Linked DNA regions of Homo sapiens: region 2 is linked to region 1. Evidence: read pairs that join two places in POLR2A ChIA-PET (ENCODE). Cell type or tissue: GM12878. All regions are shown on one strand. Each heading gives the region's core, and the rest is flanking DNA. Links, peaks and the distances in the headings are about the cores only. Region 1 overlaps FBXL13 (F-box and leucine rich repeat protein 13). Region 2 overlaps FBXL13 (F-box and leucine rich repeat protein 13).

Region 1 (16,282 bases), core at 4,434-12,433:
AAATATGGGATTATGTGAAAAGACCAAACCTAGTTCTGATTGGTGTACCTGAAAGTGACAGGGAGAAGAATCAAGTTGGAAAACACTCTTTGGGATATTATCCAGGAGAACTTCCCCAATCTAGCAAGGCAGGCCAACATTCAAATTCAGGAAATACCGAGAACGCCACAAAGATACTCCTCGAGAAGAGCAACTCCAAGACACATAATTGTCAGATTCACCAAAGTTGAAATGAAGGAAAAAATGTTAAGGGCAGCCAGAAAGAAAGGTCAGGTTACCCACAAAGGGAATCCCATCAGAATAACAGCGGATCTCTTGGCAGAAATTCTACAAGCCAGAAGAGAGTGGGGGCCAATATTCAAAATTCTTAAAGAAAAGAATTTTCAACCCAGAATTTCATATCCAGCCAAACTAAGCTTCATAAGTGAAGGAGAAATAAAATCCTTTACAGACAAGCAAATACTGAGAGATTTTGTCACCACTAGGCCTGCCTTACAAGAGCTCCTGAAGGAAGCACTAAACACGGAAAGGAACAACCGGTACCAGCCACTGCAAAAACATGCCAAATTGGAAAAACCATCGATGTTAGAAAGAAACTGCATCAACTAATGAGCAAAATAACCAGCTAACATCATAATGACAGGATCAAATTCACACATAACATATTAACCTTAAATGTAAATGGGCTAAATGCTCCAATTAAAAGACACAGACTGGCAAATTGGATAAAGACTCAAGACCCATCAGTGTGCTGTATTCAGGAAACCAATTTCACATGCAGAGGCACACATAGGCTCAAAATAAAGGGATGGAGGAAGATCTACCAAGCAAATGGAAAACAAAAAAACAAGCAAGGGTTGCAATCCTAGTCTCTGATAAAACAGACTTTAAACCAACGAAGATCAAAAGAGACAAAGAAGGCCATTACATAATGGTCAAGGGATCAATTCAACAAGAAGAGATAACTATACTAAATATGTATGCATCCAATACAGGAGCACCCAGATTCATAAAGCAAGTCCTTAGAGACCTACAAAGAGACTTAGACTCCCACACAATAATAATGGGAGACTTTAACACCCCACTGTCAACATTAGACAGATCGAGACAGAAAGTTAACAAGGATATCCAGGAATTGAACTCAGCTCTGCACCAAGCAGACCTAATACACATCTACAGAACTCTCCACCCCAAATCAACAGAATATACATTCTTCGCAGCACCACATAGCACTTATTCCAAAATTGATCACATAGTTGGAAGTAAAGCACTCCTCAGGAAATGTAAAAGAACAGAAATTATAACAAACTGTCTCTCAGACCACAGTGCAATCAAACTAGAACTCAGGATTAAGAAACTCACTCAAAACCGCTCAACTACATGGAAACTGAATAACCTGCTTCTGAATGACTACTGGGTACATAATGAAATGAAGGCAGAAACAAAGATGTTCTTTGAAACCAATGAGAACAAAGAGACAACATACCGGAATGTCTGGGACACATTTAAAGCAGTGAGTAGAGGGAAATTTATAGCACTAAATGCCCACAAGAGAAAGCAGGAAAGATCTAAAATTGACACCCTAACATCACAATTAAAAGAACTAGAAAAGCAAGAGCAAACATATTCAAAAGCTAGCAGAAGGCAAGAAATAACTAAGATCAGAGCAGAACTGAAGGAGATAGAGACACAAAAATCCCTTCAAAAAATCAATGAATCCAGGAGCTGGTTTTTTGAAAAGACTAACAAAATTGACAGACGGATAGCAAGACTCATAAAGAAGAAAAGAGGGAAGAATCAAATAGACACAATAAAAAATGATAAAAGGGTTATCACCACTGATCCCACAGAAATACAAACTACCATCAGAGAATACTATAAACACCTCTATGCAAATAAACTAGAAAATCTAGAAGAAATGGATAAATTCCTGGACACATACACCCTCCCAAGACTAAACCAGAAGATGTTGAATCCCTGAATAGACCAATAACAGGCTCTGAAACTGAGGCAATAATTAAAAGCCTACCAACCAAAGAAAAGGCCAGGACCAGATAGATTCACAGCCGAATTCTACCAGAGGTACAAGGAGGAGCTGGTACCATTCCTTCTGAAACTATTCCAATCAACAGAAAAAGAGGGAACAACCCCTAACTCATTTTATGAGGCCAGCATCATCCTGATACGAAAGCCTGGCAGAGACACAACAAAAAAAGAGAACTTTAGATCAATATCCCTGATGAATATCCATGCAAAAATCCTCAATAAAATACTGGCAAACCGAATCCAGCAGCATATCAAAAAGCTTATCCACCATGATCAAGTGGGCTTCATCCCTGGGATGCAAGGCTGGTTCAACATATGCAAATCAATAAACATAGTCCAGCATATAAACAGAACCAAAGGCAAAAACCACATGATTATCTCAATAGATACAGAAAAGGCCTTTGACAAAATTCAACAACCCTTCGTGCTAAAAATTCTCTATAAATTAGTTATTGATGGGACGTACCTAAAAATAATAAGAGCTATTTATGACAAACCCACAGCCAATATCATAATGAATGAGCAAAAACTGGAAGCATTCCCTTTGAAAACTAGCACAAGACAAGGATGTCCTCTCTCACCACTCCGATTCAACATAGCGTTGGAAGTTCTGGCCAGGGCAATCAGGCAAGAGAAAGAAATAAAGGGTATTCAATTAAGAAAAGAGGAAGTCAAATTGTCCCTGTTTGCAGATGACCAGATGACATGATTGTATATTTAGAAAACCCCATCGTCTCAGCCCAAAATCTCCTTAAGCTGATAAGCAACTTCAGCAAAGTCTCAGGATACAAAATCAATGTGCAAAAAACACAAGCATTCCTATACACAAATAATAGACAAACAGAGAGCCAAATCATGAGTGAACTTCCATTCACAATTGCTTCAAAGAGAATAAAATACCTAGGAATCCAACTTACAAGAAATGTGAAGGACCTCTTCGAGGAGAACTACAAACCTCTGCTCAACACAATAAAAGAGAACACAAACAAATGGAAAACAATTCCATGCTCATGGATAGGAAGAATCAATATCGTGAAAATGGCCATACTACCCAAGGTAATTTATAGATTCAATGCTATCCCCATCAAGCTACCACTGACTTTCTTCACAGATTGGAAAAAACTACTTTAAAGTTCGTATGGAACCAAAAAAGAGCCCACATTGCCAAGACAATCCTAAGCAAAAAGAACAAAGCTGGAGGCATCATGCTACCTGACTTCAAACTATACTACAAAGCTACAGTAACCAAAACAGCATGGTACTGGTACCAAAACAGAGATATAGACCAATGGAACAGAACAGAGCCCTCAGAAATAATGCCGCATATCTACAACCATCTGATCTTTGACAAACCTGACAAAAACAAGAAATGGGGAAAGGATTCCCTATTTAATAAATGGTGCTGGAAAAACTGGCTAGCCATATGTAGAAAGCTGAAGCTGGATCCCTTCCTTACACCTTATACAAAAATTAATTCAAGATGAATTAAAGACTTAAATGTTAGACCTAAAACCATAAAAACCCTAGAAGAAAACCTAGGCAATACCATTCAGGACATAGGCATGGGCAAGGACTTCATGTCTAAAACACTAAAAGCAATGACACCAAAAGCCAAAATTGACAAATGGGATCTAATTAAACTGAAGAGTTTCTGCACAGCAAAAAAAACTACCATCAGAGTGAACAGGCAACCTACAGAATGGGAGAAAATTTTTGCAATCTACTGATCTGGCAAAGGGCTAATATCCAGAATCTACAAAGAACTTAAACAAATTTGCAAGAAAAAATCAAACAACCCCATCAAAAATGGGCAAAGGATATGAACAGACACTTCTCAAAAGAAGACATTTATGCAGCCAACAGACACATGAAAAAATGCTCATCATCCCTGGCCATCAGAGAAATGCAAATCAAAACCACCATGAGATACCATCTCATACCAGTTAGAATGGTGATCATTAAAAAGTCAGGACACAAGTGCTGGAGAGGATGTGGAGAAATAGTAACACTTTTACACCGTTGGTGGGACTGTAAACTAGTACAACGATTGTGGAAGTCAGTGTGGTGATTCCTCAAGGATCTAGAACTAGAATTACCATTTGACCCAGCCATCCCATTACTGAGTATATACCCAAAGGATTATAAATCATGCTGCTATAAAGACACATGCACACGTATGTTTATTGCGGCACTAGTCACAATAGCAAAGACTTGGAACCAACCCAAATGTCCAACAATGATAGACTGGATTAAGAAAATGTGGCACATATATACCATGGAATACTATGCAGCCATAAAAAATGATGAGTTCATGTCCTTTGTAGGGACATGGATGAAGCTGGAAACCATCATTCTCAGCAAATTATCACAAGGACAGAAAACCAAACACCGCATGTTCTTACTCATAGGTGGGAATGGAACAATGAGAACACATGGACACAGGATGGGGAACACCACACACCAGGGCCTGTAGTGGGGTGGGGGGAGGGGTGAGGGATAGCATTAGGAGATATACCTAATGTAAATGACGAGTTAATGCGTGCAGCACACCAACATGGCACATGTATACATATGTAACAAACCTGCACGTTGTGCACATGTACCCTAGAACTTAAAGTATAAAAAAAAAAACCAGAAATATAGACTAATGGAACAGAATAAAGAGCCCAGAAATAATGCCACACATCTACACAATCAAGAAAAACAAGCAACAGGGAAAGAACTCTTCATTCAATAAATGATACTGGGATAACTGGCTAGCCACACGCGGAATATTGAAACTGGACCACTTCCTTACACCATATACAAAAATCAACTCAATATAGATGCAAGACTTAAATGTAAAACTTAAAACTATAACAACCCTGGAAGATAACCTAGGAAATACCATTCTGGGCATAGAACTTGGCAAAAATTTCATTATGAAGATGCCAAAAGCAATTGCAACAAAAACAAAAATTAACAAATGGGGCCTAATTAAACAAAAGAACTTCTAGCAGCAAAAGAAACTATCAACAGAATAAACAGACAACCTATAGAATGGTATAAAACATTTGTGAACTATACATCCAACAGAAGTCTAATATCCACAATCTATAAGGATCTTAAACAAATTTACAAGAAAAAAACACCACCATTAGCCAGGCACGGTGGCTCATGCCTGTAATCCCAGCACTTTGGGAGGCCGAGGCGGGTGGATCACGAGGTCAGGAGATCGAGACCATCCTGGCTAACACGGTGAAACCCCGCCTCTACTAAAAATACAAAAAATTAGCCGGGCGTGGTGGCGGGCACCTGTGGTCCCAGCTACTCAGGAGGCTGAGGCAGGAGAATGCCGTGAAACCGGGAGGTGGAGCCTGCAGTGAGCTGAGATCGCGCCACTGCACTCCAGCCTGAGCGACAGAATGAGACTCCGTCTCAAACAAAACAAAACAAAACAGAACAAAACAAAAAAAAATACCATTAAAAGAGTGGTGAAAACAGACAAACAAACACTTCTTAGAAGACATACAGGCAACCAATGAGCATATGAAAAAATGCTCAACATCACTAATCATTAGAGAAATGTAAATCTCACACCAGTTAGAATGGCTATTATTAAAAAGTCAGAAAATAACAGATACTGGCAAGGTTACAGAGAAAAGGAAATGCTTACACACTGCTGGTGGGAATGTAAATTAGCTCAGCCATTGTGGAAAGCAGTTTGGCCATTTCTCAAAGAACATAAAACAGAATTGCCATTCAACCCAACAATCCCATTATTGGGTATATGCCCAAAGGAATATAAATCATTCTACCATAAAGACACATGCATGCATATGCACATCACAGCACTATTCACAATAGCAAAGATATGAAATCAACCTAAATGCCCATCAACAGTAGACTGGATTTTTTAAAATGTGGTATATATATACATTGAAATACTATGCAGCCATAAAAAAGAATGAGATCATGTCCTTTGCAGCAACATGGACGGAGTTGGAGACCATTATCCTAGGCAAACTAACACAGAGACAGAAAACCAAATACTACACATTCTCACTTACAAGTGGAAGCTAAACTTCTGAGTACATATGGACACAAAGAAAGGAAGAACAGACACCAGGATCTACTTGAGGGTGGAGGTGGGAGGATGGTGAGGATTGGAGAAGTATCTATTGAATGCTAGGCTTATAACCTGGGTGACAAAATATACACCAAATTCCTATGACACGCAATTTACCTACATATAACAAACCTTCACATGTACTCCCTCAACCTAAAATAAAAGTTAAAAAGAGAGAGAGAGAGAGAGAGAGAGAGAGAGAGAGAGAGAGAGAGAGAGAGAAATAATTAGGGCAAGGATGACAGACTTTATTACATAAAGCTTTAAAATTTCTGTCATCAGCCGGGTGTGGTGGTTCATGCCTGTAATCCCAGCACTTTGGGAGGCCAAGGTGGGTGGATCACCTGAGGTCAGGAGTTTAAGACCAGCCTGGCCAATATGGTGAAACCCCATCTCTACTAAAAATACAAAAAATTAGCTGGGCGTAGTGGTGGGCACCTGTAATCCCAGCTACCTGGAGGCTGAGGCTGGAGAATCGCTTGAACCCAGGAGGCGGAGGTTGCAGTGAGCTGAGATTGCACCAATGCACTTCCAGCCTGGGCAACAAGAGCGAAACTCCATCTCAAAAAAAAAAAAAAAAAAAAAAAATTCTGTCACCAGAAGACTCCACAAGCAAAACTGAAAGCAAACATCAAGTGTGGGGGAAAAAAATCTCCAAATATATTCCAAAGGGCTAATATTGCCAATATAAAGAGCTACTACAAACCAGTAAGAAAATTATAGGAATTACAATGTAAAAACAGACAAGATAGGAGCAGGTAATTTGTAAAGGAAGAAATAATGGGCAAAAATATCCTTATTCTAACTGAATGCAATACATCAAGAGTAGGATTATAGTGTATACATACATATATATGTATATATATGTGTATATATATATATATATATATATATTTTTTTTTTTTTTTTTTTTGAGATGGAGTTTTGCTATTGTCGCCCAGGCTGGAGTGCAATGGTGTGATCTCGGCTCACTGCAACCTCTGCCTCCTGGGTTCAAGCAATTCTCCTGTCTCAGCCTCCCAAGCAGCTGGGATTACAGGCATGCACCACCACACTTGGCAGATTATAGTATATAATGTATACTGAATTCATACAAACCTGTAATATTGCTCTTTCAGGTAACAGTGAAATGTCACATTTTAGAGTCTCATCTACAAGAAAGACTTCAGAAGAACTTCGTTCAGGAAAATTGGATTCTTCTGCAGCAGCTCTTTTGAGTATTAACCTATTTTTCCATTTTTTCAATTGAAGTTCATGTTTTAATATCTGCAATGAAAATAATTTTAAAATTCCATGGAATTGCTGTAACGGTCAAGAGAGATGACAGACACAAAGCACAGTGCTTGACACAAGAATAGGACCAATTAAACATTATTTATGATCGTCATCATTACTACATAAACTATAATTTTTCATAAGCATGTTTAATGTTCTCTAAACCACCGAAGTATTACAGATCATTTCCATTAGTTGTCATAAAACACTGGCACAGGCAGCCATCTTGAAACGCTGATCTAGTCTCCTCTTTCACAGATGAGGAAGTGAGGACCACAAAGTCAAGGCTCTGGCAATGATAAAACTGGTAATTGGTGCATGGAGTGAAGGTGATTAACATACAGATAACAAAAAAGGGAAGTCAGTAGTAATGCATTTGGGAAATTGCCAAATTTATTGTCACAGGAAGTCCCCATTTTAACTTTTGATACACTTCTGAAAACTGTGTAATAAATAAAGGTAGTATTTCAGTCATAAACATATACACAATATTGGCATAATATATATTGATGTAATATATATATGTGTATGTGTGTATGTATGTATGTATGTGTCTGTGTATATACACACACATATTAGAGCCTGAGGCAGAACACATGTGGAGCGCTTGACACACAGGTGTTCCCTGCCTCTGCTCCCAGCATACACTTGCCATCCTCACTCCATTTAAGTGAATGTAGAATGATTGTTAGGTCAATAAATCATATATCTAGAAAAAAAGTTCTCTAAACACACAATTAACTATATAATATATATAATATACATATATCTTGATGATATTATAGTACATATAGCATAAATTATATATATTAATATATATCAACCACTGTGTGCAAAACATTACGCTCAGCATATGGACAATACTAAGAGAACAATACTGCCTGCTCTCAGGGATTTTTTTGTTTGTTTGTTTTTTGAGAAGGAGTTTCGCTTTTGTCGCCCAGGCTGGAGTGCAGTGGCGTGATCTCGGCTCACTGCATCCTCCACCTCAAGGGTTCAAGAGATTCTCCTGACTCAGCCTCCCAAGTAGCTGGGATTACAGGGGCCCACCACCATGCCTGGCTAATTTTTATATTCAGGGATGTTTAGCTGAAGGGGGTGTATAAGGGGGGACTGGTCATGTACAGTTACCTATTTCACTATTAGACAATCAGTGATCAGGCATAGAGGGCAGTTATCAAAACACTAGCTTAACATACAGACTGGTGGAAAGCAGTGAATGAGCAGACTAACATAGTATTAGGTACCCAAAGTAGAGCTGTTTCACTGGTAACATTGAAAAGGTAGTTTGCAAAAGGCAAAGCCTAGAGGACAGCCTGCAAGACCACCAGCTCAAAACCTATAGATTATAAACTTCTAGAGAGCATCTCAAGTAATCTCTGAGATGCTTAAAGCTCAGCACAGGCTCTAGCATTGTTTTAGGCATATGTAAGTAATAAATCTCCTCATACTCTTTTGCTGCGTGTGTGCTATTGTCAGTCTCAACATCTGAACCAAATTTAGGTGAGTAGAGGCATTGATCCATGGGGCAACCACAAAAGAAGGGGATTTAACTTCACCCCACATTCTCTTTCCTATCTACCCTTACTTTATATTTCAAAGAATATTAATAAAATATCTCCTACTAAATAATGTAACTACAGAAAAAAAAATCCAGCATGTTTCTACATCTGATCATAGTGTTACTTTGAGCATACTAAACCAATATTAAGTAATGATATACTAATAGCTGAAGTAAATTTTAAATTATTAAGTTAAAGAACAAGAATCCCGGCCAGACACGGTGGCTCACGCCTGTAATCCCAGCACTTTAGGAGGCCGAGGCGGGCAGATCACCTGAGGTCACGAGTTCAAGACCAGCCTAGCCAACATGGTGAAACCCCATCTCTACTAAAACTACAAAAAAATTAGCTGGGTGTGGTGGCAGACACCTGTAATTCCAGCTACTCAGGAGGCTGAGGCAGGAGAAATGCTTGAACCTGGGAGGCAGAGGTTGCAGTGAGCCGAGATCACACCATTGCACTCCAGCCTGGACAACAAGAGCAAAACTCTGTCCCAAAAAAATAAAAATAAAAAAAAACAAGAATCCCATCAAAAGTAGATAATATTCAGGATTTTAGTATTTTCCACACACGGCATTACTATTTGAGGCAACATGAATATAACTGAAACATTCGGATTCTTAAAAAATTGTTTCAATATACAATACCAGCTCATCTTCTTTCTTTTTACTCTTATGTCTTGCTGTATTCCGCCATTTTGTTAGGATAATGGTTAGCTTGTGACAATAGATGATCTGTTGTATCCGCAATAGAATATCTGAAGGAAATTTACTAGATTACTGTATATATTAATAGTTATAGCTGTTTCCAAAAAACACAAAGTGATTTAATAGTCTATCATGTTTATGAGACAATGTCGCATCTGATCGTTTTTGTTTGGTCTTATTTACACTTGAAATTAATTACTTTTGATAGCATTAGTACTCTCAAGACTTTACGAACTGGGAAACATCACCTTTGCCCTTAGAAATTAAGATGTAAAACTGCAATAGAAATGTCAAGACATGTATCATTTCCTTTTTTTAAACAAGGTTGTTCTTTGTAAAACCAGAACTTCTAAACTTTTTCATAAGAAATACAGTCATAAGGTAGCATTTAGATCCAATGCCTTTGAATTTAATTTTATGTCCTGTGATTAACCAGTTCCTAACCCTTCGTTACACTAATGTTAAAATTTTCGGAGGGTCCACTCTAACTGAGGTACCAACCAAAGCCAGCCAAAAAGAAATGATTCTCTGGTTTGCAACAGTCATAAACAAGTTGTTATCAGGAGAGTTGCAAAAAAATCTAACTGGAAGACAAGAGCTCTTGGAGGTTATACTGAGTGAGCATGGATCACATGAATGTACCTCCCACCCACTCAGTATAACCCCCAAGGTCTTAAGAGAAGATAATTTTTATTTTTTAGTTTCGTCATATATACATTAAATATAATCTTTGTAAAAAGCATAAACCTCTTTACAAAAATAGTCAATTTTGGTACCTGTCCATACTATTTGGAACCCATCCAGCTCTCTATTATGTAGAAAAGCTCATAGTAGATTCTATTTATATTCATGTATACATACACACAAATGCACACAAGATTTGATTTTAAATGTTTTCTATTAAAATAAAATCCTTTGAGACAAATCTCCTTAAGTATTTTTAAATTAGCAGCTCTACCTTCATTTCATGACAATTGTCTAGACATAAAAATGATAGGTTCTCTAAGTACCCAAAGTATGCTTAACTGTTAGTTTTTTTATTATTTCAATAAATGGATACAAAAAGTAATTGCTACTATGTAAGAATTTACTTTTAAGTTTTTCTTTCTGGTCTTCCATATAAGAGTGCCAGTGATGAAATACAGATTTTTGAAGTCTGAAATTGTAGCATGTCACTGCTCTGTTCATTTTTTCAGCCAGGACGACATTTTCATTTGTACGAGCTATGTCTCTCCAAGTGCTGCAGGCAGAAGACATTTTTTAAAAAATAATATTTTGATATTAGGGCAATATATCATTAAATAAATTAAGGAGAACAAAGAATGATATCTCCTTTATGACCTCAAAAACCACAGCATAGAAAGAAACTTCTACAACTTGGGTATGACCTGAAGAATTCCTAAGAGTTATAGAGAAAAATGGAGATTATATGAGTCATATTTCTTTTTAGATAAAATAAAGAAATCATGGGATAAAATCATGTTGTCATAATTCCAATTTACCAAAAGAACCACCTAATGATGTCTTTTTTTAAAAGGAATCTAAATTCCACAACATATTTGGCTCCAAGGGTTTCAGATAAGTGGACTGTGAAACTAACTATATTTTAATTTTAAAGTTTTATTTTTTAAGAAAAGATAATTATACCTTAAAGAAGTAAAATACATATTTTAACTAAGTAAAAGCTGATTAAATATAAAAGAAATATATAATACAAAATGGTAGAAACATGATTAAACAGATAAAATCAGCACAACTGGCCAAAAGTGAATTTTTCTTTGCACGGAGAATATCAAGAATAAAAACTCAAAGAGGAAGAAATTGTAAAAATCACATTCTTACCAAAAATGAGTCTTTACTAAATGTCCAGTATAAAAGCTACAGGCTTTTATCATCAATTCCGGAGTCATCTAAAGTAAATAAATAATTGAAATAACAAATATTAGAAATAAATGGAATGCACAGACTACCTCTGCAAGATACTCAAGAAAAAGAGAGCAATGGATGCCAAGAGGGAAGGGAATTGGGCAGTTGGAGACAGGAATGGGCTGAAAGAACTATATACTATTTATGTTTTGGAATTTTGTGTATGTCTGTAAGCTATTTTTTTAAGTTAAAATAACAGCTTAATATATTTTCCCATTATATCTCACTTAGTTTGAAGAGTTAAGCATCATGGCATTGTTATGATAAGCTATATTTATAATAGTATAGAATTGCAGTTCTGCTGTTCACTATTAAAACAGAATGATTTTCTGAATCATTCTGAATCAAACAGAATGATTTTTTTCAAGGATATAAACTGAGATTCTCTTTTCAACATAGAGGAATTCCTCATTTACCAAGCAGGAATAGGAAAACCACATAAATGAAAAGTCTAAACTGTGGAATATGCTTAAAGAGATGCAAATTTATCACTTACAACTATTCACAATAACATGTGGCAACAGCTAACTGAAATCATCTATACCTTCTGTGCATTCTTTAATAAGTAAAGATATTATTATATTAACATAAGTATTATATGCACATGGCTACTGTTAAGTGTTAATGGTGTTTTCCTCTTATTTTGTTGCCCCTTTGCTTACTATATAGATATACAAACATATGGTCACATCTATTTGGTGTATAGGTAAGTTTGGTTCAAATCTATACCAACAGCCAGGAATTCTGAATTCTACTTTTCTAAGGCAAATGTTTTCTCCTTTGCACATTGCTGTAAATACTTTGTTAAATTAACAGATATGGCATACACATGTTCATCATAGATTTATTTTAGGCATACAAGAAAGGCCCATAGGACCCCCGACATGTGAAAATCCTCACTTTTGATGGAGATTAAATGCAAATTATGCCTACAGTGAGGGACAACATAAACGATTCAAGTCATTCTTCACTAAATTCAGATTTTTATAGAAGAAAGGAATCCAGATGAGTAAAGGAGTATTGAGGATATTACAGCAGGCAGAATAAAAACCAAGAAGGGGATGAGGTGGCAAAGGCAGACAAATTTCACTAACATTACAATTTTTCAGTACTGTTGTAGGTCCCTAAATTTCATGAGCTTAATTCTTTTTAGATGATATTACCTGAAAAGTCCTAAATAAATAACTACAGTAAATGATATGTCATAAAAATATGAGTATATTATATGACCAAATGAATGTAGTTCAAAACATTATAGTAATAATGATTTTGAAAAGAATTATTAAAATTCAGCAAATACCATTTGAACTCAAGTTTTCTTTTCTGATGATCAACTCTTTAAAACAGCATAAAAGCATTTTCTATTCTATTATTGAAAGAAGTAATTTAAATCCTCATTAATTCATGATTTATAATACACCAGAATTTTTGTTGTTCTAATATTCATTTTTTAAGAGTTTCTCTTCATAAATTTTTATTTTAACTTTACATTTATTGTTCTCCCAGTTTGCAAGGGAGGGAGGGAGCGAGGGAGCGAGGGAGGGGAAAGGAAGGAAAGAGAGAAAGAAACAAACTCACAATTTTTCATTATTATTATTATTGGTATATATTCTTTTCTTCACAGGGAAAAGCAAGTTTAAGAGAGCATCTCCAAGGGACTAATATGCAAGAGGACTCCAGCCCAGTAATGCCCCATTCCCCACTTAGGGGTGGGCATGTGTTGACTTCACTGCAGCTCCAAGGAATCTCTGGCCAATCCAATCACTGGGCACATGTCTGGACCACTTAGTCACATGGCTTCACTTCCTCCATTTATGTTTCCACCATCCACACTCCAGCCAATGGCTTCCCACCCTTCACAGTCGCTGCATATTGTTTAACTGCTTCTGACTGAAAAATATTCTTCCTCTCACCTTTTAATTCCAGCTGGCAGTGTTTTGCACAGAGTAGGAGCTCAACAAATATATATGTATTGATCCATCAACAGAATTAGAAAACTGCTTAAATGCAAGCCAATTCTCCACCATCTGACTACCACAAATGGAGGGCAAAGGATTCTGGTAACAACTTTGTGGGCAAGTCAGTGGATAAACAGCAAGTTAGTGCTGGCTACAGATGGCCTCAGAGTACCCTCACATAACACTCACACCACTAGTGCTGCTATCCCCAGACACCCGTAGTTACAAACAAAGTGAGGGAGGAATGGACAGTGCATCACAATACGATTTCTAAGAGTCCAGGTACACTGAAAGGTTAATTTCTAGTCTGGAAATAAAAGAAAAAATTCTACCATAAGAGATGATTTTTAAAGTTAAAGAGTGGGAATGTGTAAATAAATAATGAATTCGTTGCAAAAGATTTTTCATAGTATTAAGTTAGGGTTTAACACTACTTTTTTAGGCCAGTGGCCTACAAGAAGCCAGTTGGAATCAACTGCAAAACTTGTAAACTACCCAGGCTCACTTCCCAAGATTCCTTAGCCCTCCACTCTTACCCTCTCTAGGAATTACTGCTGTGATTAGTCACTATTATGACTAAGAGTATGTCTTATTCCTCATGTACACTGGGGACAGAAGAATGTTAAGTCCCAAATTTTAAGCTGAGTTCCAGCAGCATACAATAGCACACACACTAGTTTCAAGGAAACATGTTTTTATAGATTAGGAGAGAAAAAGAAGTGAAATATAAAACTGATTTCTTTTTGAAAAGATATTATATGTAGCATGATTACAACCCAGTCCTAAAAAAATAGCTTATAAAAAAATTTCATTCCTCTGCCAGGGTTGGAGGAAAATAAGATTTAAAATTTCAAACTTACAGAGAAATAAAATAAACACCTAATACCCACAATCCATGTTTAACATTGTCAACATTCTGCCATACTTGCTTTTTCTATTTTAAAGTATATAAATTAAGACATCATGACATTTCATCCCCCAAATCTCATAATATCCATCTCTTAAAAAATGAGTACCTTTTCTTTGCAACCACAATTCCATTATCCTGCCTTAGACACTTAATAGTAATTGCTTAATATCATTGTACCCATGCCATAGCCAACTCTCTGGAATTGGCCTCCAAATGTCTTACACGGTTTGTTCAAACTAGAATCCAGACAAGGACCATATATTTGCATTGCAAACTCAGTTGATGCGAGGATTTCAATAGCTACAGAAAAAAAGTTTTAGTTTTTCCTTCTCCTTTTCTATATTTTCAACATTTAATGAGTATGAGGTGTGGAGGTGGGATAACATTGGCCTAAATCTAATGGATTCTGTTACCTGGGCCTGTCTAATATTACATTCTAAAAGTCAGCCAGGCATGGTGGCTCACACTTGCAATCCCAAAACGTTGGATGGCTGAGGTGGGAGGATCCCTCGAGCTCACGACTTAAAGAGTAGCCTCGGCAACATAGTGAGACCTTGTCTCTGCTAAAAATAAAAAATTAGCGGGGTGTGGTGGCATGCACCCATAGTACCAGCAACTTGGGAGGTTGAGGTGGGAGAATCACTGGAGCTCAGATAGAGGCTGCAGTGAGCAAGCTATGATTGTGCCACTGCACTCCAGCCTGGGCAACAGAGTGAGACTCTCTCTCTCTGTCTGTCTGTCTCTGTCTCTCTCTCTCCATCCCCCCATACACACACACATACACACTCACACACACAGAGTTCTAAAAGTCAATTTAAATATTTTTGACAGACAAGAGACTAAGAAAGGTTTTTTTGTTTGTTTTTTGTTTTTGTTTTTCTTTTTTTTCTTTTCCTATGCTCTGAAAGAAAGACAAGAATGGGGATGGGGTGGGGAGCCACATGTCATCTGTCTCTGCCACCTGAATCAGGGGTCTGAGTCTTAGGGAAGAACAAACTGCAGGCAGAATCCAAAAGAACTGCTCCTATGAGGCACACAGCACTATTTGTGCAATACAAAGTGAAGGAAAGGCATTGTGTCCAGAATTGGTGGGTTCTTGGTCTCACTGACTTCAAGAATGAAGCCGCGGACCCTCGCGGTGAGTGTTACAGTTCTTAAAGGCGGCGTGTCTGGAGTTTGTTCCTTCTGATGTTCGGATGTGTTCGGAGTTTCTTCCTTCTGGTGGATTCGTGGTCTTGCTGGCTCAAGAATGAAGCTGCAGACCTTCCCGATGAGTGTTATAGCTCTTAAGGCAGCGCGTCTGGAGTTGTTCGTTCCTCCTGGTGGGTTTGTGGTCTTGTTGGCTTCAGGAGTGAAGCTGCAGACCTTCACGGTGAGTGTTACAGCTCATAAAGGCAATGTGGACCCAAAGAGTGAGCAGCAGCAAGATTTATTGCAAAGAATGAAAGAACAAAGCTTCCACAGTGTGGAAGGGGACCCCAGCGGGTTCCCAATGCTGGCTCGGGCAGCCTGCTTTTATTCTCTTATCTGGCCCCACCCACATCCTGCTGATCGGTAGAGCCAAGTGGTCTGTTTTGACAGGGCGCTGATTGGTGTGTTTACAATCCCTGAGCTAGACACAAAGGTTCTCCACATCCCCACCAGATTAGCTAGATACAGAGTGTCGACACAAAGGTTCTCCAAGTCCCCACCAGAGTAGCTAGATACAGAGTGTCGATTGGTGCATTCACAAACCCTGAGCTAGACACAGGGTGCTGATTGGTGTGTTTACAAACCTTGAGCTAGAGACA
Region 2 (16,282 bases), core at 3,741-11,740, 180 kb before region 1:
AACTCAGTGATAAGAATCCATGAGGAAATAACACTTAAAAGTTTACAACTCAGCAGTTATACAAGAACAAAACAATCCACAAAAGTAAACCTAACCGTAATTGTAAAAATATATTTAAAAAGCAATAGGAGTAGAAATTGGAAACCATGATGAAGGAAGGAAGGAAGGAAGGAAGGAAGGAAGGAAGGAAGGAAGGAAGGAAAGAAAAGAAAGAAAGAAAGAAAGAAAGAAAGAAAGAAAGAAAGAAAGAAAGAAAGAAAAGAGAAGACAAGAGAAAAGAAAAAGGAGGAAATTTCCTCCCCCAAAATGTGAGAATTATTATAATTATCTACATGTGCTCAATCATTCTAAGAATTCTGCCTCATTATGAAGCAGCTCCTCTTAGAATACAAAGTTAGAGACCTCAGTAAATGGTAGTTTACCATTAATTTTAGTTGTAAGTACTAGATTTTAGTAACCCTAATGGGTTACTAAAGATACTTCTTATTTATATATAAATTATATATATATATATTATATGCGATTATATATATATTATATATATGTGTGATTATATATATTATATATATGTGATTATATATATATATATATATGTGATGTGGCTCTTAGCACAAAATAGATTCTCTAGCTATCTCTAAGATTTTATATACTGTGTTAGTTGAGAGGCAGTATGCACACTGGCTAGTGCTTGGCACATAGTAAGCACCCCATAAAAGTTAACTAGTGCTTACTTCAGCAGCACAGATACTAAAATTGGAAAAATACAGGGATTAGCCTGGCCCCTGAACAAGGATGACACAGATTTGTGAAACATTCAATTGTTTTTTCAGTTAGGAGGAGAAAGTTCAAGAGATCTATTGTATATGATGACTATAGTTAGTAACGATGTATTGTATACTTGAAATTTGCTAATGGATTTTAAATGTTCTCACCATAAAAAGTATCATAAGTATGTAAGGTGATGAATGTTAATTAGCTTGATTTAACCATTCCACAATGTGTGTGTGTGTGTGTGTGTGTGTGTGTGTGTGTGTGTATCAAAACAGCATGTTGTACTTCATAAATATATACAATTTTTATTTGTCAGTTAAAAATTTTAAGCCATTAAAAAGAATAAATGTTAACTACTATCAGGATTTGCACATGACACCAATAATAATAAAGATGCACAAATGTATTGTACTTTGAGAAAAACTGAAAGATATTGGTTATTTAACCCTAAGTCATCATCTTTTCCTGACCACAACAGCCAACAGTGATTCATTCTTTGATCTCATGCAGAACTTGTCTTTTTCAACTGATTCAGCACTTAGGGTATTTGACTCATTCCTGTACTGCATGAAAGTCTGTCTTGTCTGGCAACTACGTGATGGCAAAAATTAGAAGGGGCAGCTTGTCAGGAGATAGCTTGGGACCTGTCACTGGAGATAATCAAGCATAGTGGGGCACACCCAAGGAGGTACAGAAAGGAATCTACCTTTGAATTATTGGAATCAGTGGCCTGGAATCTCAGTTTGGAGATTCAATAAAAATGCAATAAGCCCCTTGTACTGCCTGGAAATCTGCTAGCTTTCATATCCCTTTCCCAAACATCATATTAGAACACAGTAAGTGCTCAGTACATACTAGTTGGTTCACTGATCCTTTATGTCTTCAAGAAAATTAAGAAGTCTCTTTTAATAATACAAGAATTTTTATGTTGCAAGAAGTAAGGTGACATTGTTTTTTTTTTTTTTTTTTTTTTTTGAGACGGAGTCTCGCTCTGTCGCCCAGGCTGGAGTGCAGTGGCGCAATCTCGGCTCACTGCAAGCTCCGCCTCCCGGGTTCACGCCATTCTCCTGCCTCAGCCTCCCAAGTAGCTGGGACTACAGGCGCCCGCCACTACGCCCGGCTAATTTTTTGTATTTTTAGTAGAGACGGGGTTTCACCGTTTTAGCCGGGATGGTCTCGATCTCCTGACCTCGTGATCCGCCCGCCTCGGCCTCCCAAAGTGCTGGGATTACAGGCGTGAGCCACCGCGCCCGGCCCCGACATTGTTTTTCCCTTGTTAGAGACATTAACATTGTTAGAGAGAATGGACAGAGTTAGAGGAACCAGAGAAAAATTAAAGCAAGAAAGAATATTTAAACTATAAGAATAATTTATTGAAGGATGAAACAAGCTTTAGAGGGAGATTCAAGGCTCTTCGTGTCTGAAAACCCTCTTCAGTAGCATCTGCCAATGTCTTGGACTGCTCGAATCAAATCTGCCTTATGCCTTTTTAAAAGCTCTAATATTCTTTAAAGACAAATGTTCTCAGAGGTTTTAAATTTAAAACTAACTTAAAAATGATTACAAGGTCTATGATACATTCATGGTACCATTCTCATCCATGGAAAATCTGAGGCACAAAAATTGGTCTAAGGCTTTATGCTAAATCAGTGGCAGATTGGCGAACTAAAGTCAGAACTTTTCCTCTCTTAGAATTCGTGTTTTCCTTTAAACACATATAAGTCATATTAAGTACTTAAATCTGCAAGCATGTTTCAACATAATCACTCATGAAATTCCATTTCCCCCCTACAGATAAGATTACAATATACACTTCTGGCTCCAATGCTGCAGAATCATACTTCTATCGATGCTGCTGATTTTCTTTCCTTGGAAAATGCAACACTAAATTTCTTCCAAGTCAAAATCTTTTACAGTAAAGACAGAGATAAAAATGCAAACATTATCAAGTTTGGCTCCTTTCCCATGTATCAGCCAATTTTGCTGTGTGTTGGCAATCTGGAAGAAAACTTCCATATCTCTTAGCGAGTTAGATCATTCCTTCTTGTGTCTTCTGAGCTGAGTCACAGTGTAGGCACTTAATGACTACATTCCTAAATAGGGTACGTAGAGGAGACTGAATTTCACTCACATTTATTGACTGTCACAATAATGTGCTTCTGCCAAAATCCTGAATTAAACCACTTTGACAGGTGGCAGCTTCTAGCCTTAGAAAAGCTCACTTCGTGTTGCATACTCATAACACCATCTCTTGACTATTTGCCTCATTAGGTCCCAATTAATTCTACTGCAAAGTTGGGGAGTTTTTCCCTGTTGGTAATTCTGGAAAATATGTGCTGTCAAGAACCATTTTCTATAATGAAGACATTTTTGGCTGCCCCAAAGGCTAAAATGCAACTTCCACAATTTTAAGATATCAACTAAATACAAAAACTTCAGTTTCTTGGGCATATCCCAAGATATCTACTTCGCATATCCCATGAGATGGAGAGCTACACTCCACCAACAATGGCCTTGTTCCCACTGGGCATCAGAGCAAGTGGGACTGGTCATGGCCTGGCACCACAACTAAACTCTGCAGAGCCTGAAGGTGCCCCTCCTGGAGATGCCACTCTTGCATTCCCACCTTCCCTGCCAGGGAAACCAGGCTGAGCAAGGCTTAGCAAAGGCCCAGCCTCAGAGAAGCTCCCTGTTTTAAAACATGGAGAGAACTCTGAAAGGGAAAGGGGGATAAGGCCAAGGACCAAAACAAATATTTCCAAAGACACTTTCATGATGAAATTTGTTATAAAATTAGATGGTGATGTGAGGGATAAACTTTGGCTTCAAACCAGCTCAAATGTGGTTTATTCTACAGTCTTCCCCAATTCTTCTCTGTGGAAGAGATGCGCTTTCAAATTCTTATAAGCTTTTCTTTCTTTTTGACAGGGTCCTGCTCTGTTGCCCAGGCTGGAGCATAGCAGCATGATCATAGCTCACTGTAGCCTCAAATTCCTGGGCTTGAATGATCCTTCTACCTCAGCCTTCCACATATGTGCATGCTACCATGCCTGGCTCATTTTTTAATTTTTATAGAGACAGGGTCTCACTATGTTGCCCAGGCTGATCTCGAACTCCTGGCATCAAGTGATCCTTCCTCCTTGGCTTCCCAAAACGTTGGGATTATAGGCATGAGCCACTACGCCCAGGCAACTTTCTCACTTTCTACTTGTATTATAGTTATTCATGTAAGTGTCTTATCTTCTGCATTGACTGTAACTTCTTGAGGGTAGAATCCATGTCTAATTTATCTTTGCCAACATCTGGCATACAGAATTAGTTCAAGATGAGAGAGTATCCAAAATGAATGAAGAATGCTTCTCAGCACAGGAGTGAGGAGAATGAGCTTCCATATATGGCCCTCAGAATACTAAGCCCAGTCCTTCTTCTCACTCGGTTCAGTAACTGCCAGAGGCAGCATACAGGGTTGGTTAAGAGCACAGTCTGGGGGCCCACTGGCTTGAGTTCAAATCCTTCCATGAGATGTTTTGTGTCTCTGGATAAGTTACTCAACCTCTCTTACCCCTCAATATTCTCATCAGTGGTGTGGGAATAACACAGGAGTAGCTTAATATGAGGAGTAGCACCTACTTCATAGAGTTGTTGGGGAGATTAAATGAGTTAATATGAATAAAGCAGTTGAACAGTACCTTGCACATAGTTAGCAGTCAGTAGATAGTAGCTAGTATTATTATTTGTATGCACTGCTTCTCTGTGGCTCTGATTGCCAAACTTTTTAAATCATGAACACCATAGTAAAAAAAAAATTTTTTTTTTGAGACAGAGTGTCACTCTGTCACCCAGGCTGGAGTGCAGTGGTGTAGGGAAAAGAGAGATCAGACTGTTACTGTGTCTATGTAGAAAGGGAAGACATAAGAAACTTCATTTTGACCTGTACCCTGAACAATTGCTTTGCCCTGAGATGCTATTAATCTGTAACTTTAGCCCCAACCTTGAGCTCACAGAAACATGTGTTGTATGGGATCAAGGTTTAACGGATCTAGGGTTGTGCAGGATGTGCCTTGTTAACAAAATGTTTACAGGCAGTATGCTGGGTAAAAGTCATCGCCATTCTGCAGTCTCGATAAACCAGGGGCACAATGCACTGCAGAAAGCCATAGGGACCTCTGCCCTGGAAAGCTGGGTATTGTCCAAGGTTTCTCCCCATGTGATAGTCTGAAATATGGCCTCGTGGGATGGCAAAGACCTCGTGGGATGGTCCCCCAGCCCGACACCCGTGAAGGGTCTGTGCTGAGGAGGATAGTAAAAGAGGAAGGCCTCTTGCAGTTGAGATAAGAGGAAGGCCTCTGTCTCCTGCCTGCCCCTGGAAACGGCATGTCTTGGTATAAAACCTGATTGTATATTTGTTCAATTCTGAGATAGGAGAAAAACCGCCCTATGGCGGGAGACGAGACATGTTGGCAGCAATGCTGCTTTGTTATTCTTTACTCCACTGAGATGTATGGGTGGAGAGAAGCAAAAATCTGGCTTACGTGCACATCCAGGCATAGTACCTACCCTTGAACTTAATTGTGACACAGATTCCTTTGCTCACATTTTCTTGCTGACCTTCTCCCCACCATCACCCTGCTCTCCTACCGCATTCCTCTTGCTGAGATAGTGAAAATGGTAATCAATAAATAATGAGGGAACTCAGAGACCGGTGCTGGTGCAGGTCCTTGGTATGCTGAGCGCCAGTCCCCTGGGCCCACTGTTCTTTCTCTATACTTTGTCTCTGTGTCTTATTTCTTTTCTCAGTCTCTCGTCCCACCTGACGAGAAATACCCACAGGTGTGGAGGGGCTGGCCCCCTTCACAGTGGCATGATCTTGGCTCATTGCAACCTCCACCTCCTGGGTTCAAGAGATTCTCGTTCCTCAGCCTCTAGCTGGGATTACAGGTGTCTGCCACCACGCCCAGCTAATTTTTGTATTTTTAAGTAGAGACAGGGTTTCACCATGTTGGCAGCTGGTCTTGAACTCCTGACCTCAGGGATCCGCCTGCCTCAGCCTCCCAAAGTGCTGGGATTACACATGTGAGCCACTGTGCCTGGCATAGTAAAAATATTTTGAGCATACACTTTCAGTAAATGTATATTAATGTACTTTGTAAATTATATAGGCATAAACTATTCAAATATATATTATATATTTAAACATATAAAATAGAATGTATGAGATAAAAAATAAATCTGACATTTCTAGAACTTTCAATATTTTCTTGTCACACCAAAAAAATTGTGTTGTTCATTTGCTGGAGTACATGCTTTCTCTAGAGACACCTACCCAACAGCACACCTTTGGTTGCCAGTAAATCTTGATGGCTTACTGGCTGCACAGATCCAGAACATTTTGTAAAAATAAAGGAATTATCTTTAACATATAAAATTTGACAGATGCATAAAAAGAAGGAAAATTGGAAGAAATTAAAGAACAGAAAGGGTAAGCAGTGAAAGAGAATGTATATTGGGAAAACCAAAAGGAAAGATGACCAGGAAAAGACCAAAACAAAATGTCTTTGAATTGTACTTGGTAACTAGAATTTATTGAGAAAAATTTTAGAACAGCTTCAGGTTTTAGATTTTCTCTCCAAAATAAAAATGAACCAGGATTGAATTACCCAAATGGCAATCAGATATTTTTCTTGTTGCCTGTGGCATAACCCACACTTTTTACATTTCTCTAAGTTTATTTCAAAAAGTGGTGCCTAGTGGCCCAATTACCTGGCACTAGTCCAGGGTCCTCTGTGGGGCAAGAAAGGCGGGGGAATTCCTTAAGCTAAAATAATCAGCCAGAAAGAGTTGATGGGTGTCTATTTGCACAGCCAGCCACCTCACTTTTTGTTCTTAGTCTTTCCCAAGAAAATGACAACTCATAATGTTTACTGTAAGGACAGTCACAGCATCCTATGACCTCTTCCATTTAAGGATCTCTAAGAAATAAAGAGTTCACGAACTATTATCAGTACTGCTTTCACCTCCCATTTGCGGACATAATAGAATAAGAGGTGATCTAATCAAGGGAGGCTACCAGTCTAGTGGAAAAAAAGAGAGCCTGGAATCTGAAATTGTATCTATGTGACCAGGAACAAGTCATGTTACCTCAAGTTTCTTCATATATAAGAGGAGAAAGAAAATAACTGTCTACCTATCTCATAGGCCTATTAGAAGATTAAAAGAAAATGTGTATTCCAAAAGCACTTGGAAGACATGGACCCTGGCTTTTGTCTGTGAACCAGAGAGATCCTGGAACGATCCTATCTATGATGTATGTGATGAGGGCTTTAGGATGAGGAAATATAATGAACAAAATTTAACTGGAATTGATAGGGAGGGTTATTACAAATTATAACATGGAGAAATCATAGCTCCTGTGAGACATGCCACAGGCCCTTGGTTTATGTCAGGCAAGGCACAATGAGCAAAGCCTAGGTGTGTCACATAGAAGAGGGATCAAAAACATATCAAAAACCTAAACATAGGTTTAAAAAACAAAAGAAGCAAACATTCTGATGTTTATTTTCCCTTTTTTTAAATTTTTGCCTTCAGACAATCTGACAGTTTTTTTTTTTTTAACTTTTGGCAAGTTTCATCTTACAAAGGATAAACTAATGTTCCAGGGGCAGCTTAAAGAGTGGGAGAGGGCTCCTACGGATTATCTTCCTTTTAACACATTCTCTTTTAGTTCTGTTCTGTGGATGCTCAATATGAAAAGAACAGATGTGCACATTCATTTAGCAAGTTCAGCAGTGCTTCAGTTGTCTGAGAGTGGTTCTTCCCCAATGGGAGTGGGCAAGAAGCCAGGACTGGTGTGGGGTGTTCTCAGCTTCAGCTGTTTTTCGGCCAAGAAAACACAGTACCCATGACTCCAGTATCCCTTGGAACCTTACAGACAATGGGAAACTGACAAACTGTCAAATCCCACATCCTTTGAAGTCTAGCAAATTTCTAATTCTTTTGAACTGCCTCCACAATTAGAAACACACTAGTGTCAGGAGCCACAGAGAATACTGTTTATTTCTTTTGCTCACAGGCTTTGAAGAAAGAATAATGCCTGGGTATCTTGGCAAGAGTTTATCTGTGACTCCCAGTTGATTCCAGGTGTCTTGGGTCTCCAGGAGTATGTTGTTCTATTATAAAGTTTAGGAAACTATCCTTGGCATGGATAGCCAAGCAGCACAGATTTCCATAGTAAAACTCTTAATTATTCCAGGTTTTGTAGGGGGTTGCTTTCTCCACAAGCTACCAGATATCCCCACTACCCTTCATTCTACCAGAGGAATTCCTTAGTTTCCTCTCCCAATACCCTGTAAAACACTTCTAAACCAGAGACCCTCTGGAATCTCCATCATAGACAGTTTAGTCAATTATTTCCTAATCATAACCTGGAGTATTGGATGAGAAGAGAGACTTTGCCAAGCAATATGGTCAAGAGACAAAAGATCCAAATGTCCGGACGTTCCACCTCCCCATACAAGAGATTTCAGAGCTTCTGCTGCAACAAAGGCCAATGATTAAAGTCATTTTGGAAAGGAGTCCTCCGTTGCTTCTGTTGCGAACCATAAACACAACTTGTAACCCTAGAGAAGAGGTGGAGTTACTGAAATCTCATGCTTTGATAATTACTGAATGACTTAATCTTGGAAAACAAATAGAAATCAATGTTGAGTTCTTTAAAAAAAAATGTTGCTACATGGAGCCAACACATCTAATCCATCTTTGGCATTACAAGTCAGTATGTGTCAAAGGCTACCAAAATCAACTTTGGTTGAGCACCAGGGGGTGGAGTCTATCAACTGATGAGAATGATTGATGAGAATCTTGCACAAACAACATTTATAACTAGTTAGAAAGTTTAGTGATTCAAACTAAGTATTTAAGATCAGAAGAGAGTCACTGGAGAATAATCCAGTTCTTGCTGTTAGAGCACATGAACTCAACCCTTCTTACACTCCAGAGAGGAATGTGTAGAACAGGCTGGTCATAGGCCATTGTCGGGGAGGAAGATTTTGACTGGACTGTTGCTGAATGAGGTAGGTACTCCTGGGCCTTTCTGACCTGAGTATCCTTGTAGATGTTCCTTACAAATTCTAGGGGTTTCAGTTCCATAGCACAGATAGTCCAGAGTACAAGACTCAGAACTCTGAACCCTCAGTTTCTACTTAGACTATGCCTGGAGCCACTCAACTTACTGAACATTCCTGGGTCAGACCAAAAGTCAAATGAACAGCAATGACTGTTGCTCTGTTGTTCTCCCAACTATGAAGTAGCTTATGATTGTGCCACATGGCTGCCGCCCTTCCCAGTCCCTTATGCCGAATCCCTCCTCCTCTACCTCCTTTTCTATTTGTAAATCAAGATAAATGTTACCAAAGGGCAAATTTTTAAAATCGAAAGTTTATAATCTAAGAGAATGTATCATAAAAGGTTATGAAGATTAAGGGAGAGAAGGAGTATGTTATTTCAAGTGGTAGGCCGGGCATGGTGGCTCACACCTGTAACCCCAACACTTTGGGAGGCTGAGACAGGCGGATCACCTGAGGTCAGGAGTTCAAGACCAGTCTGACCAACATGCTGAAACCCCGTCTCTACTAAAAATACAAAATTACCTGGGCGTGGTGGCGCATGCCTGTAATCCCAGTTACTTGAGAAGCTGAAGCAGGAGAATCACTTGAACCCAGGAGGCAGAGGTTGCAGTGAGCCAACATCGCACCACTCCAGACTGGGCAAAAAGAGCAAAACTCCATCTCAAAAACAAAAACAAAAACAAAAAACAAAAAAACCTGCCACAGCTTTTAAAGAAAGGCTGGGTACGGTGGCTCACGTCTGTAATCCTAGCACTTCAGGAGGCCAAGGTGAGTGGATCACTTGAGGTCAGGAGTTTGAGACCAGCCTGGCCAACGTGGCGAAACCCCGTCTCTACGAAAAATACAAAAAATTAGCCAGACATGGTCGTGGGCACCTGTAATCCCAGCTACTCCAGAGGTTGAGACAGGAGAATCGCTTGAACCCAGGCGGCGGAGGTTGCAATGAGCCAAGATCGCGCCACTGCACTCCAGCCTGGGCGACAGAGCGAGACTCCGTCTTAATAAAAAAAATAAAATAATAAAAATTTAAAAATCCAATGTGAAGCAGCTAGAGCAAGATTGAGGGTCTCAAAAAAGACGGGGCCTGAAGAGGACAATGAGAGAAGTGGAGGTTCTAATATCTCTACTGCCGTTTATACTCCATAAGCCGAAGTCAGATACCTAAGTGATCATCAGACAACAGGGTGCTGACCTAGGTTACACCCTTAAAATTCATCAGTGGTGTCATCTGCAAGATATTAGTAAACCAGCTTGTGAAGAATATAAGCCACAAACCAGGCAGAAAACACAAGAGAGCAGATGAGGCTGAACCACTACCACAGACTTCCTTCTTTTGTGTAATTATAAATACTACCCACTGCATTCTGGTTTCAGGGCTTTAAAAAGCAGATGAACTGTCTCTGTTAGAGATACTTTTTTATAATTAACTTCAGAGTCATTTATTAATTATCTTTTATAGTTAATAAAAATAAGAGGGAGCTATGTTTGGGTTTGGAGAACAATGACGATTATCGAAGTCTGAATCTTCGCCTCCCCTCCAAACCAGAAAATATAAAGAGAAAAGAAATAAAACTGCACAGGACCCATACATTCATCATTACTAGAACTAAGAGAACAATACATCCTTCAAATTACTTGTAGGTAGAGTAAAAACAAATTCAAACAGAGCTCCCTTAGCCTGCCTGCGGCTGCCACAAACCTAAAGATAGAGTGGGAGAGAGAATGCCTAAAAGACTGTCGTAAGAGTGGAGAGGTGAAGAGAGCTTAGAGGAAACACAGACAAAATCATGCCATATTAAAAAAACTGTTTTTTTCTCTATAGTCACACCACTCTCAATACTTCCAGAACACTTCACTTCTGATACCAGATGTGTGGGTTTTTCTATACACTGACCAATTCTGTGACACCAACTGGATGTTCTACAATTTAATTCAACTCTGACATTAACTGGAGTTAGCACAGACCCCACAGGTTAAGAGCCCAATCCCAGTAGATTTCAGATGCCAATCGCAAGTCCCAGGTTGTCACTTGGACTTCTGATGAACCAGCTATATATTAGTGTTCCCATAACTACCTCCTTGGGCTTGATAATTTGCTAGGACAACTCAAATAATTCAGGGAAACATGTTTACCAGCTTATTATATAATAAAGGATACCAATGAACAGCCAGATGAAAAGGTACATAGGGCTAGGTGTAGAGGTCCTGAGTGCAGGAACTTCTGTCCCCACAGAGTTGGAGTGCACCCCTCTCCTGACATATGGATGTGTTCGCCAACCTGGAAGTACTCTAAACCCTGTAGTTCAGGGATTTTTATGGGGGCTTCGTCATATAGACACCATCAATTATTAGCTCAATCTCCAGCCCCTCTCCCCTTCCCAAAGGATGGGGAATGGAGCAGAAAGTTCCAAGATTCTAATCGTGGCCTGGCCTTTCTCATGACCAGCCCCCAACCAAGAACTCACCAAGAGTCACCTCATTAGAACAGAAGATACACCCAGGAAACTCCAAGGAATTAGGAGTTCTGCATCAGGAACCATGGTCAAAGACCAAATATTAGAACAAAAGATACCTATTACCCCTATTGCTCAGAAAGTTACAAGCCCTTTAAGGAGCTCTGTGCCAGGACTGTGGATAAAGACCAAGATATATATATTTCCTATAAATCACATACTCACAAGAAGAGAAATTTTGACAACAGTAAGTGCCAAAATACTGAATAGATCTTGGTAGTTCATAGGGCTTGAAAGCGGGGACACCACCAACATTCCTGGCAGCCAAGTCAGATGCATGGACATCGTCTTTAACCACATCTTCACACTCATCCCTCATCTGAACTATCAACAATTTCATGGATTTTGCTATCTAAATGTTCATGTTCTCTAATCCATTTCCTTCTCCCCAGCCTCCCTGTTACTTCCCTTGTTCAGGTTGCTATCCTGTCACCCCTGGACTATAACAAAAACCTCTTAGATTCCTACCTTCACTCTCCTTTTCCCCTTCTGCTCTTCAATGTAACTTCCACTTTCCTTGTTAAAGTGATTTTTCTGACAGATAAACTTCCCTGGCATTCCCATGCTGGATTAGGTACCTCGCCTGAATCCTCCCATAGCCTCCTACATACCTTTATCACAGCATTATGACTAAAAGCATCCTTTTGGAATTAGACATTTTATACACTAGCTCATGTACTTACCTGTTTCATGACTTGGGAGAAGTTTTTAACCTCTTGGAACCTCCAGTTTGTAAAATGGAATTAAAAGTATTGCCTACCTCATAAAGTAGGAAATTAATACATGGAAAATACAACAGTGCCTGACATGTAGTAAGGGCTAAATTGATATTAGCTGACAACCACCACATAGTATTGAATTTTTCTGCTTATATATCTGCCTAACCCACTAAACCTAGCCTCATCATTTAAAAAAAAATTATAATGATTTCTGTTTTCAAAAAACAAACAGATTATCCATGTCCTCTACATGGAAAGTCTAATCCAAAATGTTTTGTGTTCAATCACTGAGCAAGATGGTCACATTTTCACAAAATTAATTAATCTGAGGCTGGGCATGGTGGCTGATGCCTATAATACTGGCACTTTGGAGGCTGAGGCAGGCAGATCACCTGAGGTCAGGGGTTCAAGACCAGCCTCAGCCAACATGGTGAAACACCATCTCTACTAAAAATACAAAAATGAGCTGAGGATGATGGCACATGCCTGTAATCCCAGCTACTTGGAAGGCTGAGGTGGGAGAATTGTCTGAGCCCGGAAGGAGGTTGCAGTGAGCCAAGATCGTGCCACTGCATACAAGCCTGGGCAACAGAGCAAGACTCAGTCTCAAAAAAAAAAAAAAAAATCTGAAATGAGATGGTTTGAGCATGATCTTACTTGAAGGTATGGAGTAGCCTAATTAATCATCTAAGCTCTTTCCAACTTGCTAATTGCAAATAATACCCCAGTGTTGTACTAAGGAAGCTTAATGGACATGACCAAAGTGCCTGAACTTTGGGACAGCCACAGGCCACCTATGCAAGCACAGCCAGCCCACCAGGCTGCAGGGTAGAGAGCACAAACAGCATTTGCTTATGACAGCCACAGGCTCAATGCTCACTGACGGTGGCTGTCTGCCTGCCCAGCTAACCTGTAGTTCTTCTGTATGGCCTACACTCTAAGAATGGTGTTTATATATTTTGAATGGTTGAAAAAAAAGCAACAGAAGAATAATATTTCATGATTATGTGAAAATGATATGAAATTCAAATTTTCAGTGTCCATAAATAAAGTTTTATTGGAATACAGCAACTCTCATTTATTTACATATTGTCTATGGCTGTTTCTATGCTCAATGGCAAAGTTGGGAAGTTGCGACAGAGACTGTATGGCCTGCAAAGCCTAAAACAGAAACTACCTGACCCTTCAAAACTTTACAGGAAAAAAAAAAAAGCCTACCCCTGCTCTAGGGTGCAAGCTCCTGTCTGCTTCACAATTGTAGTCACTGTAGGGGAATGAATTGTTGTGGGCCAAGTGAATTGCTTAAGAAAATGTGGCCATGTAAGAGGCAGAATTGGAATAAAAATTAGGACTCTTGACAGCTAGTCCCACATTCCCTAAATTATATTATTACTTTTGCTATCAGAGAGCTAATCCACACACTTCCACAGGAAAAAGAGCTTTGTCATTTAAATGGATGATTAATTTTTAAAATAAAACATAGACAAAAAGGTAATTCTTTAACACTCAATTTTTTTTTCTTTCTTTTCTTTTTTTTGACATGGAGTCTCTTTCTGTCGCCCAGGCTGGAGTGCAGTGGTGTGATCTCGGCTCACTGCAACCTCTGCCTCCTGGGTTCCAGTGATTCTCCTGTCTCAGCCTCCGGAGTAGCTGGGACTAGAGGTGTGCGCCACTATGCCTGGCTAATTTTTTTGTATTTTTAGTAGAGACAGGGTTTCACCATGTTGGGCAGGCTGGTCTCAAACTCCTGGCCTCAGGTAACCCACCCACCTCGGCCTCCCAAAGTGCTAAGATTATAGGTGTGAACTACTGCACCCAACCAACAAACCAATTTTTATTATCTGCTTTAAATACTGACCATCATCTATTGGTTTTAGCCTAGAAATGTATAATCACATAGCATCTCTCTATACACAATTTGGGTGTAATAAATACATATACACATTGACATATGTATATGATCTAATATATACCAAGGTGTATACATATATTTAATTTACCTACATATACTAGACATAGATGTACCTTTACATATATTTGCATGTAAACACACATATATGCACACTTTCACTGCATACACACCTGCCAGTCCTTCTGGTGCATCCTAATGAAACCTGATTTTCTCCTGCTAATGACATTAGCACCTGGCTGCTAATGACATTTCTTAATCAACTACCTCAACCTGCTAACACTGAAATAATTAGAAATTTTTGTCTAGCTGCAAGATTTTCATTTAGAGATAATCTGCATAAAAAATACACATTCGAGGCCGGGCGCGGTGGCTCACGCCTGTAATCCCAGCACTTTGGGAGGCCGAGGCGGGCGGATCACGAGGTCAGGAGATCGAGACCATCCTGGCTAACACGGTGAAACCCCGTCTCTACTAAAAATACAAAAAATTAGCCGGGCGTAGTGGCGGGCGCCTGTAGTCCCAGCTACTCGGGAGGCTGAGGCAGGAGAATGGCGTGAACCCAAGAGGCGGAGCTTGCAGTGAGCCGAGATTGCGCCACTGCACTCCAGCCTGGGCGACAGAGCGAGACTCCGTCTCAAAAAAAAAAAAAAAAAAAAAAAAAAAAAAAAAAAAAAAAAAAAAAATACACATTCGTGTGTACGGATATTATATAAATGTATTTATATTATGCTTCATTCTAGGAAAGAGGAATCAGAAATGCAAACCAGATTAAGAGTATAAAAAGCAACCAGAGGCCAGGCACGGCGCCTCACACCCATAATTCCAGCAGTTTGGGAGGCCAAGGCAGGTGCATCACCTGAGGTGAGGTCAGGAGTTCGAGACCAGTCTGGCCAACATGGTGAAGTCGCATTTCTACTAAAAATACAAAAAATTAGCCAGGCATGATGGTGCATGCCTGTAATCCCAGCTACTCGGGAGGCTGAGGCAGGGGAATCACTTGAACCCAGGATGCGGAGGTTGCAGTGAGTCGAGATCGTGCCATTGCACTCCAGCTTGGGCAACAAGAGCGAAACTCCATCTCAAAAAAAAACAACCAGAGTAAATAATTGGATTTATTCCATTGGTTCTATCAAAACAACTTATTAAGATGGAACTTCTAATACGTCTGAACTGTAACACTGCATTTAAGCCCATTTCTTTGCCATACTTTGCCGTCTGTTATTTAACTGACCTCATAAAATCCTCAAGAAAACGATTTCTTAAGAAATGCTCAGTTACAGCTGCATCAAACATCTTCTCCAAAATGCCTTTCAAGAGCACCAAATAATTTTAGTGTAACATAATCATTGAATGTCTGTTGTTCTCAGAAAAGAACTAACGTTGGAGAAAGTAATTAAAGCCAGATCCTAAAAGTCAATACATCTGAGGCTCCAGACACTGACTCTGCGTGTGCTGTGGTTTCCACTAAACACTAAAATGAGGTAATTTTTTATTCTTATTATGTTCACAACTCTTGCAAAACCTAACCAGGGTAAAAAATTTATTCATTTTTCTCATTAAGCGAATTATGTAGTGTGTAAGTTTTCAATGTCTTGTGCTAAAAACAGAATCTCTCCTATAGTTACCTTATCTAAGTAACGAGAGAGCATTCTTTATAAAGTGCAGATAATCTAAACATCTCAATTTACTCACTTTATTTTATTCTCTTTCCTTCTCTTTTTAAATCCAGGTAAGGAATTGTGAAATTAGTTTGTAAGTCACTTTCTCCTCCCCCGGCTTTGTCTGTTCCCTTTTGGGACTTAATAATTGGGCTGGAGGAGGCAAGGGGAAAGATTACCACATGCCCAGAAGTATGAATCTTGGAAGAGGTAAAACTGGTTAAAAGCCACAACACAGACACACACGTACCAAAAGCAGGGAGGAGAAAAAGAAGGATGAGAAATGATGAAAAAGAAAAATTTCAGGGTTGAGGGTGAGGGGAGGGAACTCAGAGTACAGGTCAATAGGTGCAGCAAACCACCATGACACACGCATACCTATGAAACAAACCTGCATGTTCTGCACATGTATCCTGTTTTGTTTTGTTTTTTTAGAAAAAAAAAAGAAAAATTTATTGTTCATGAATTTGAGTAGAACAACTAATCTTTTAGATTACTGAAAATAAATACATGTCAGTTTGTAAAAGATTAAATTGTTTTAAAGATATGCCAGAACTCAGCTGTATGGTCATATAGTTACCAAATG

Evidence for each region. ChIA-PET counts read pairs that join two places held together with the same protein. Peaks named below come from ENCODE experiments on the same cell type or tissue, not always from the same donor. Only the 100,000 strongest peaks of a DNase experiment are listed, where the experiment ranks them.
Region 2: POLR2A ChIA-PET joins it to region 1 with 5 read pairs; 3 of 35 experiments call an interaction of 5 or more read pairs at or near these places.

What each region holds. Positions count from the first base shown.
Region 1 is chr7:103,017,811-103,034,092 of GRCh38, forward strand. FBXL13 (F-box and leucine rich repeat protein 13) reads right to left here. Exons shown (of 21, transcript NM_001394494.2): 4 at 11,541-11,608; 5 at 10,790-10,938; 6 at 9,639-9,748; 7 at 7,253-7,420. Among named protein-coding and RNA genes, the nearest start is that of FBXL13, 49 kb to the right of the region's middle. In GM12878, for the core only: no CTCF peak of the experiment used is centred there; a DNase peak (open chromatin) is centred at 7,768.
Region 2 is chr7:102,833,882-102,850,163 of GRCh38, forward strand. The region is part of intron 18 of FBXL13 (F-box and leucine rich repeat protein 13); the gene reads right to left. It also overlaps a transcript of FAM185A not described here and the pseudogene RNU6-1136P. Among named protein-coding and RNA genes, the nearest start is that of LRRC17, 71 kb to the right of the region's middle. In GM12878, for the core only: no CTCF peak of the experiment used is centred there; DNase peaks (open chromatin) are centred at 7,630 and 10,160.